2 separate regions of the Mus musculus genome follow, and region 1 is linked to region 2. Evidence: chromatin contacts called from ENCODE POLR2A ChIA-PET data. All regions are on one chromosome and are shown on one strand. The core of a region is the stretch at or near the end of the contact, and the rest is flanking DNA. Distances in the headings are between cores, read along the strand shown.

Region 1 (3,535 bases), core at 157-2,656, 93 kb before region 2:
CTCTCTCTCTCTCTCTCTCTCTCCATCTCTCACTCTCCCTCCCCTCCTCTCCCTTCATAGCCCTGTTCAGTCTGCTGTTTAGCTTGCTCTATTTTCTTCCTGCACTAGACCCTTCCAGATGCCTCTGGCTGTGTTCTCCCTCACACACAGAGTAGGAACTGCCTCAGCCATTCCTTGGAGTGGTCATGTGTTGTGTCCGGCCAGCAGACCACAACCTGGGTTCTAGCCTGGAAAGGCATTTTGGAAACCTGGAAGAGAAGAGGGGCTAGGTGGCGAGAGAAAAGAATGTAGCCAAGACAGTTACTCTGATCAAGGCTCAAATTTTATTGTTGCGACACTAGTTATGAAGGAAGGGGGAGGGGACCCGATTCCCGCGGAATAATCTCTGGTCCAGTAGAAAGGTGCACGTGTGTGGCTCCGCAGGTTCCAGCAGTGGGCGTGGCAGAACGAATGAGCAGGAAGCTCCACCCCTGAGCAAGCAGGTTTCAGGCTAGGGGAGGGGAGACTGCAGTCATGTGCTGATTTCATTCAGTTACCACATCCTGACCAAATGAGGTGAGAAAGTGGTCTTCTTGTTTCTCCTACACTGCTCTAAGAAGTCTCTTGTCATTTCTTTGGTCCTCACGTGTAGGTAATATGCTTACAGTAAACTGTGTGTATTTCCACCACACACTTGACACACGGTATCACAATGAACATTATGACTATTTCTCTAGTGCTTTGTAAACTCTGAGAGCAGGGCTGTCTTTATTCTATCTCTCTCAGGAACAAAGGAATCTCCGAAAGGAACAAAGCTGGGGTCCTACACAGAAGCGCGCGGGGGCAAGGCAAGTTAGTGCAGCTCTTAGGGAACTGTGTGACGATCTTCATTTTCCTTCTCACTGGAATTCTCTGTTTGGGGCAGGACAGATTATCTTGGGAAGAAAACTGTCCCAGCAGACATTCCCCTCTGAATTGAGCAAGGTCCGCTGTAATCTCATAAGAATCTGTTTTTGCTATGGAAGCACTCTATCAATAACCCAGGACAGTAATCCCAGCAGGTAGGAGGTAGAGGCAGGAGGATCAGGAAATAATGGACATTTCTAGAGTGGTAAAGGCCAACCTGGGCTACATGAGACTTCTTTTTTTATTAATTACATACAAATGACTTAAGCTATTTGGGTTATAGATCAAGAAGCTACAAATCTGGTGCAACCATCTTAAATTTACAGGAAACACTTTTGTTTTTATTGCTCTAATTTCCCGACTTTGCAGGATTTTACCGGTCGGGAGAAGCAGGGACTACAATTCCCATAAAACCTCTGGGTACTGGGTAACGCCTGCCAGACGCAACCGGACTGCGTTTCCTAGCGAGCCTCCTGACGCGGCGTTTGCGTGGTCCGACCGGAAATTCGGTTGTTAGATCAAGCGGTGGTACAGCAGGCTGCGCAGCAAGTACAAAGGTACCACCCTAGGGTTCGGAGAGACGATAGGGCTCTGACTCAGCCAAAAGGACCAAGTTGTACATTTTCCATTTTTCAGCTCCCAGCCATGCTTTCCCAGTGCCCTTAGTGCCTAGCGCTCTGGCCGCTCAATCGCCTTTGTCTCTCCGCTACCGGCGTAGAAGCCGCGTTAACCCGCCACGCAGAGTAGAGGCGGTTCCAGGGTGTGCTTGTCTGGGGTGCGTGGGCAGGGTGTGTGGACTCAGTCCCGTGTCCTTCGTTTCTCCGCAGCGAATGCTAAGTGCGCGATCGGCCCAGTGCATGGTCTCCATGGCCACGCGCTCGTGTGTATCGCGGGGCAGCGCGGGATCTGCGGCTGCAGGACCAGTGGAAGCCGCTATTCGCGCCAAATTGGAGCAAGCCCTGAGCCCCGAGGTACTGGAGCTGCGCAACGAGAGCGGTGGCCACGCAGTCCCAGCAGGCAGCGAGACGCATTTTCGCGTGGCGGTGGTGAGCTCTCGTTTCGAGGGGATGAGCCCCTTGCAACGGCACCGGTTGGTCCACGAGGCACTGTCGGAGGAGCTGGCTGGACCGGTACATGCCCTGGCCATCCAGGCGAAGACCCCCGCCCAGTGGAGAGAAAACCCACAGTTGGACATTAGTCCCCCCTGCCTAGGTGGGAGCAAGAAAACTCGAGGGACCTCTTAATAAATACCTGGATTGGGAGAACGATCCGAATGGGTCGACTGAGAATAAACTACTACATCACTACTACCTTATTCCTTGATTTGTACGGACCAGGAGCTCTGCCTTTTCTGCTAATGAACACCATGCAGAGGCAAAGACACCTCTGGTGAAAGCTAAGCTAGCCCAGGGAGAGAGCAGCCACTCCCTCCCTCTTGCCCTTGCCTGGGCTAGACTAGAGAAAGGTCCTGATGAATCGGAAAGGGCCATGATAATAAAAGAGAAGCTGGTGCATGAGGTCAAACGGTGCTCTTAATACCTGTTAAATTGGAGCTACACATCATTAGTGCATATGGGGGCTGGGGGAGGTTGCATAACACCACTGCGCACTTGGGTGTCAGAGAGTAATTTTCGGAGTTACTCCTCCCCCAGTTGCATGGTTCTGGAATTGAACTCAGAGAGGCCATCAGGTTTACACAGCTGTTAGGTCCCTACAGACGTTCTTATGAGAAGAAAATTACCTGTAGGCTAGAGAAGGGATTTGTGAGGAAGTGAACTATCTGGGTTTTGCAAGGATACCAAAATTAACCCGGAAAAGAGGGAATTCCTGCATTTGAAGCAGGAAAAGAACCGAAATAAACATTGGCTAGGTTTGGGGAATGGAGATGGCTCAGTGGTTAAGAGTACTGACTGCTCTTCCGAAAGTCCTGAGTTCAGTTCCCAGCAATCATATGGTGGCTCACAACAATCCGTGATGAGATGTGGCGCCCCCTTCTGGAGTGTCAGAAGACAGCTACCATGTACTTACATATAATACACCTTTAATAATTACACACACCTTTAATTCCAGCATTAGGAGCAGAAAAGAAAAAAGAGAAATGTAGCGCAGCGTGGACTTGAGGCAGGAGAATCGAGGACAAGCTGCAGGTAGCAGGGATTCCCAAAAGAAATTGCTTAAAACTGGGGGGCCAGAGAAGTGGTGGAACACTTTCTGCTCTCCAGAGGATCCAGAGTTGATTCCCAGCACCCACTTGGTGACTCACGAAGGACTGGAACTCCAGTTGCAAGGGATCTAATGCCCTCTTCTGGCCTTGGTGGGTACCAGGCACATGGTGCATATATACATATGCAGGCAAAATGCTCATGCAAATAAAATATGTTTATGTCGATTTTTGCAAGAATAACAAGGGCTCTTAACCGTCTAGAGCCAGAATAAGTAAATGTTTTTAAATAAACAAAATGTAGGTTTGAGGTACCCCATTCCATGTTGATAAGAGAAGGAATTGTTTCTCCAACACTAGTTTATCTTCCCCAGATAGTCAGTATGGGAGAATGAATGAAGAAGCCAGGAGCAGACACAGCCACTTTGGGTTTTAAGGGTTCGAACCCTTTATTTTTCAGCAGTATTTTTCATTTCATTTTTTTTTTCA
Region 2 (3,875 bases), core at 754-3,253:
TTAGTTCTAAATTATTCACGTTAATGGGTAATGATTGGCAGAAAGGTGCTGATAATCCAAAATGAGAGCAAAAAAATCGAAAAAGAAAAATCTATTTTTGTTTTGGAATATGTGTCTTCAGCATATTTACCTTCTCAATTATGCCTAGCATGAGCTAATATTTGTGTTCATGTGCAATCTCTAAGTACACAGAAACCAGCCTGGATTACAAAGGTGCTCGAAAGATGCCAGTTCACGTAAAGTCAGAACAGACTGCATTCAGTGCTGTACAGGAGGAACAGCAATTTCTTTTATTTTACATTCTCTTTAACCTTCAAAATATCAATAGACTAGCACAGCAGGTTAGTAAACTTAAAAGACCTGCTTGAAAAACAATGAGGGTAAAGAACATAATTAATTCCTCATTGTTTACCTAGAATGTGTTCCTATGTAAGTTATATACTGCCAACATTTAACTACAAGTCTGATTCTCCCTGGCAGACTTCTCCATCCCTCAGGAACAGAATCTCATTGACTAAGAAACACATTTCCTAAATGTCTTTTTAGATATGCAACATAGAAAAAAATAAAAAATAGAAATTAGCTACTCCTTTGGAGTCTTCTTACCACCACTTCTCCTTATTTTTCTTATCCACCTGACAGGTTTTGAGACACAAAGGGATCCAGCATCCTAAAAGACCTAAGTATATTGTAGGAAAAGCCAAAGACCCACAAATTACCAGCTTCTAAATAAAACACCCTATGTAGTATTCACAAAAAGATAAAGAAAGCCAAAGTCAAAGCGGGTTAGCGATTGGCTTTGCAGTCATGAAAATTCCCTAAGGGGAAAAAAAAATTTGGGGGAGGGGGAATAACCTCTTAGATCAAATCTCACCAGTTCGCTTCTCTCAACTTCCCCATTTTTACATGTGTCTTGTGCCCAGAAAAGACACCTATGTTAGACTGACACTCTATCACCAGAGAAGAGAGACAGACTCTGAGGGCTGGTCCTTGTGAGCCGACAGGCTAAAAATACGCCGGCCCAGTAAACAAATCCCATTCCATCTCAACAGGAGCCACACCGTTAACCTAGTAATTATGAGAAGAGTGCGATCACACAGCCCCCAGCTTACTCATCATCAGCTTCTAAAGTTTCCATCAGCGCACAGAAACTTTTTTTTTCTGAAGTCCATAAGCCTGCCCTAGAATTTCTACACCTACACTCACCACAGTCTCTCTCTCCTCTCTCCTCTCTCCCCTCTCCCTCTCTCTCTCCTCCCTCCCTACCCCCCTTCCTCCATTACTGGACGCACCTCAGTTTGGCTATCGTTAAGAACAAACTTGGCTTTTCTTTTTTACTTTTATAGTGACTTTAAAAGAACTTTATCCTACTTGGGGGGGGGGGGCTGCATCTAGACCACCCTAAAACTCCGCCATCCGTCTCCCAAAGTCTAGCTGACAAGAGGGGACTATCCAAACTGCCCAGCACAGCTGGGGAAGGGACAGGAACCGCCGGCCAGGGCTGAGAGCGCAGGACGCAGGTGAAAGATTGGCGTGAAGGAGGAAGGTGGGGACCAAGCAGAGAGCGGGTGCTCAGGGGGAGATGGCTTCAGGTGAAGTCTCGTCAGAGAGAGTGAGCAGTGGAGCTCGACGACGCAGAGTTGGGGCGCTGGAGAGGCGGGAGGAGCGGGGAGGAGATGGGGAGGGTGTCAGGGCTGGGGTCTCCGTTACCCTCGCGACTCTCGGGGCAAGGCTCTAGGCCGGGGCGGAGCGCGGGGCCCGGCCGCCTCGCCTCATTCCTCGGCAGTGACCCCGGGGTCCAAGCGGCCCCTCCCCCGACGACGATGGAGGCGGAGGCGGACACTGCGACCGCGGCTGTTGCTCTCCACAGGAGATAGAGCTGGAGCCAAGCCGGGACTGACCGGAGCTGGCCTCTTCCCAATGGCTTTCCGCCGGCTCCTCCACACCGGGTCGCCACTCCGACTCCAGCGGCTGGTTCAGGATCGGTGGCTTTCGGCCGTCCGGCCGGAAACAAGCGCCCGTTTCCGGCCGGAGCGGGTTGGCGGTGACACCCTAGCCGCCCCCGGGCCTCCTCCCGCCCGGCGCGGCCGGCCCCGCCCCGTCCCGCCCCGCCCCTCCCCGCAGCAGCCCCGCCCTCGGGACCGCTTTGGGGCTGTGGCCGGTTTGGCGCTTGCCCGGCGCGTGACCCCGCGCGTTTTTGGCTCGCGTCCCCGAGCCCCCGGGCGGAGGCACTTTTGAGCGGGAGCTGGGAGCTCGGCATGGACTGTTAAGACTTTGGGGTCGCATCAGTTGGCGCCAGCCCTAAGGGAAGAAATGGAGACTGGCGGAGTAGCTTTCGAAAGGTGAGAAGGATAAAAATACTTGAGAAGGTTGAAATTCTAGTTACTCCACGCAATCCTGGACCAACCAGACTGAATTGAACATCGCTTCTTACAAACCAGCCCCACCCAGCTATGCATTCCCCTTGTTCCTTCACTCTTGACGTGAACGTACCCTTTGCTATATTCACTTGCATAACAATACTCCCTTAGTAACATCCCTGCCACAGTCAGTTTTTTAGTTAATGTTGTAAAAACACATTGTCAATGTGTTTTTACAACATTACAGCATAACTCAATGCCTTTACTTATTGAAGCCCTACTGTTGTAAAAGCACTGTATTCTGGAAGACTGGAAATAGAAAACGCAACAAGACATAAATCCCAAGCATCAGCAATCTAACAATTTAGTATTAATAGAATTCACTGAAATATTTTATATAAAGCAAAACAAACATATATGTCACGGAGGTTACAATGAGCTGTGCCTAGGAGCACACAAACAAGCCATCTCAGCCTTTCATGTTTGTAAAGGAATATGGACTGCTTCCAGAAGAACTACTTTATTGAAAACACAAAAATGGGCCCAGCTTATGCTATACTCTAACCAAATGAATCCTAAAATTTAACTCAGATCTCTAGAATCCACACATTCAAGGCAGTGTTTATTATCAAAATTATGTTCACTGGGTTTATGTAAAAGCATAATGCAGTTGGCTCTTCATTTTCCTCAGTATTCGCTGAGAATTTTGGTTTCTAATGGGGAAGGATAGAGCACAGAATTATCCAGACTAGGAACTGACACCTGAAACAGGAAACCCACTGGAAAAATACCCTTAAGTTTAGAGTTGAAAGTTTAGGGCTGAACCTAAGGCCACGTATACATGTCTCAGCCAAGCAAAGTAGCTGGTGCCTTTGGAAGATACCACAACTTACAATGCAACTTAGCAAGCCAGAGCTTAGAAGATCCAGGGAGTACCGATTGCAACTACTATTTTGTGACAAATTTGAGAAGAGGGTAGGATTTGGTCTCACTGAATTCCGTAGATCATACTAGCCCCTGCTGGCTAAGTCTGATGTGGGAAGGCAGAACTCTGCAAAACTGAGAGCTGCTTTCACACTCATCGATTAACTATGTTTAACACACTTTCACACACTCCTTAGGACCAGGTATGGAGCTCAAAGGCTCTCTCCACCTTAAGTACAAGGCAGAGGGGTTGGTTTTGTTGTTGTTGTTGTTTTGTTTTTGTTTTTGTTTTTGTTTTTGTTTTTGTTTTGTGGCAATGACCACAAAAAGTGGTCCAGATTAAAAAGTTGAGCCAAGTTGCTGGTCAAAGCCATTTAAGCGATCGCACATTGTAGGCCTGCCTGGAAATTTAGGGATCAGGAAGTGATGGGGTTGCCATTGCTCTGTGCCTGTTTCTTACTCCGACCATCCATCAGGCATTGTTGTTTGTGTAATTGCTCAATGGGCTACTTGTCTTGGCCAGCTCTGTCTGTGTGGGTAGCAGTGTGGTCAGCTGGGCTGGAAGCCAGGCCACCTGGGTTCTGGTCCCAG

What was found. ChIA-PET counts read pairs that join two places held with the same protein, here RNA polymerase II (POLR2A).
Region 1: POLR2A ChIA-PET joins it to region 2 with 10 read pairs in embryonic stem cell. The contact joins the promoter of Bola1 here to the promoter of Otud7b in region 2. POLR2A ChIA-PET finds 5 or more read pairs at or near these places in 3 of 5 experiments (Patski and embryonic stem cell).

What each region holds. Positions count from the first base shown.
Region 1 is chr3:96,195,457-96,198,991 of GRCm38, reverse strand. Bola1 (bolA-like 1 (E. coli)) reads left to right here and starts at 1,406. Exons shown (of 2, transcript NM_026975.2): 1 at 1,406-1,442; 2 at 1,713-2,404. The coding sequence starts at 1,716. The coding sequence ends at 2,129.
Region 2 is chr3:96,102,655-96,106,529 of GRCm38, reverse strand. It overlaps Otud7b (OTU domain containing 7B), which reads right to left and starts at 2,003. Exons shown (of 12, transcript NM_001025614.1): 1 at 1,711-2,003. Gm30044 (a long non-coding RNA gene) reads left to right here and starts at 2,174. Exons shown (of 2, transcript XR_375856.2): 1 at 2,174-2,342.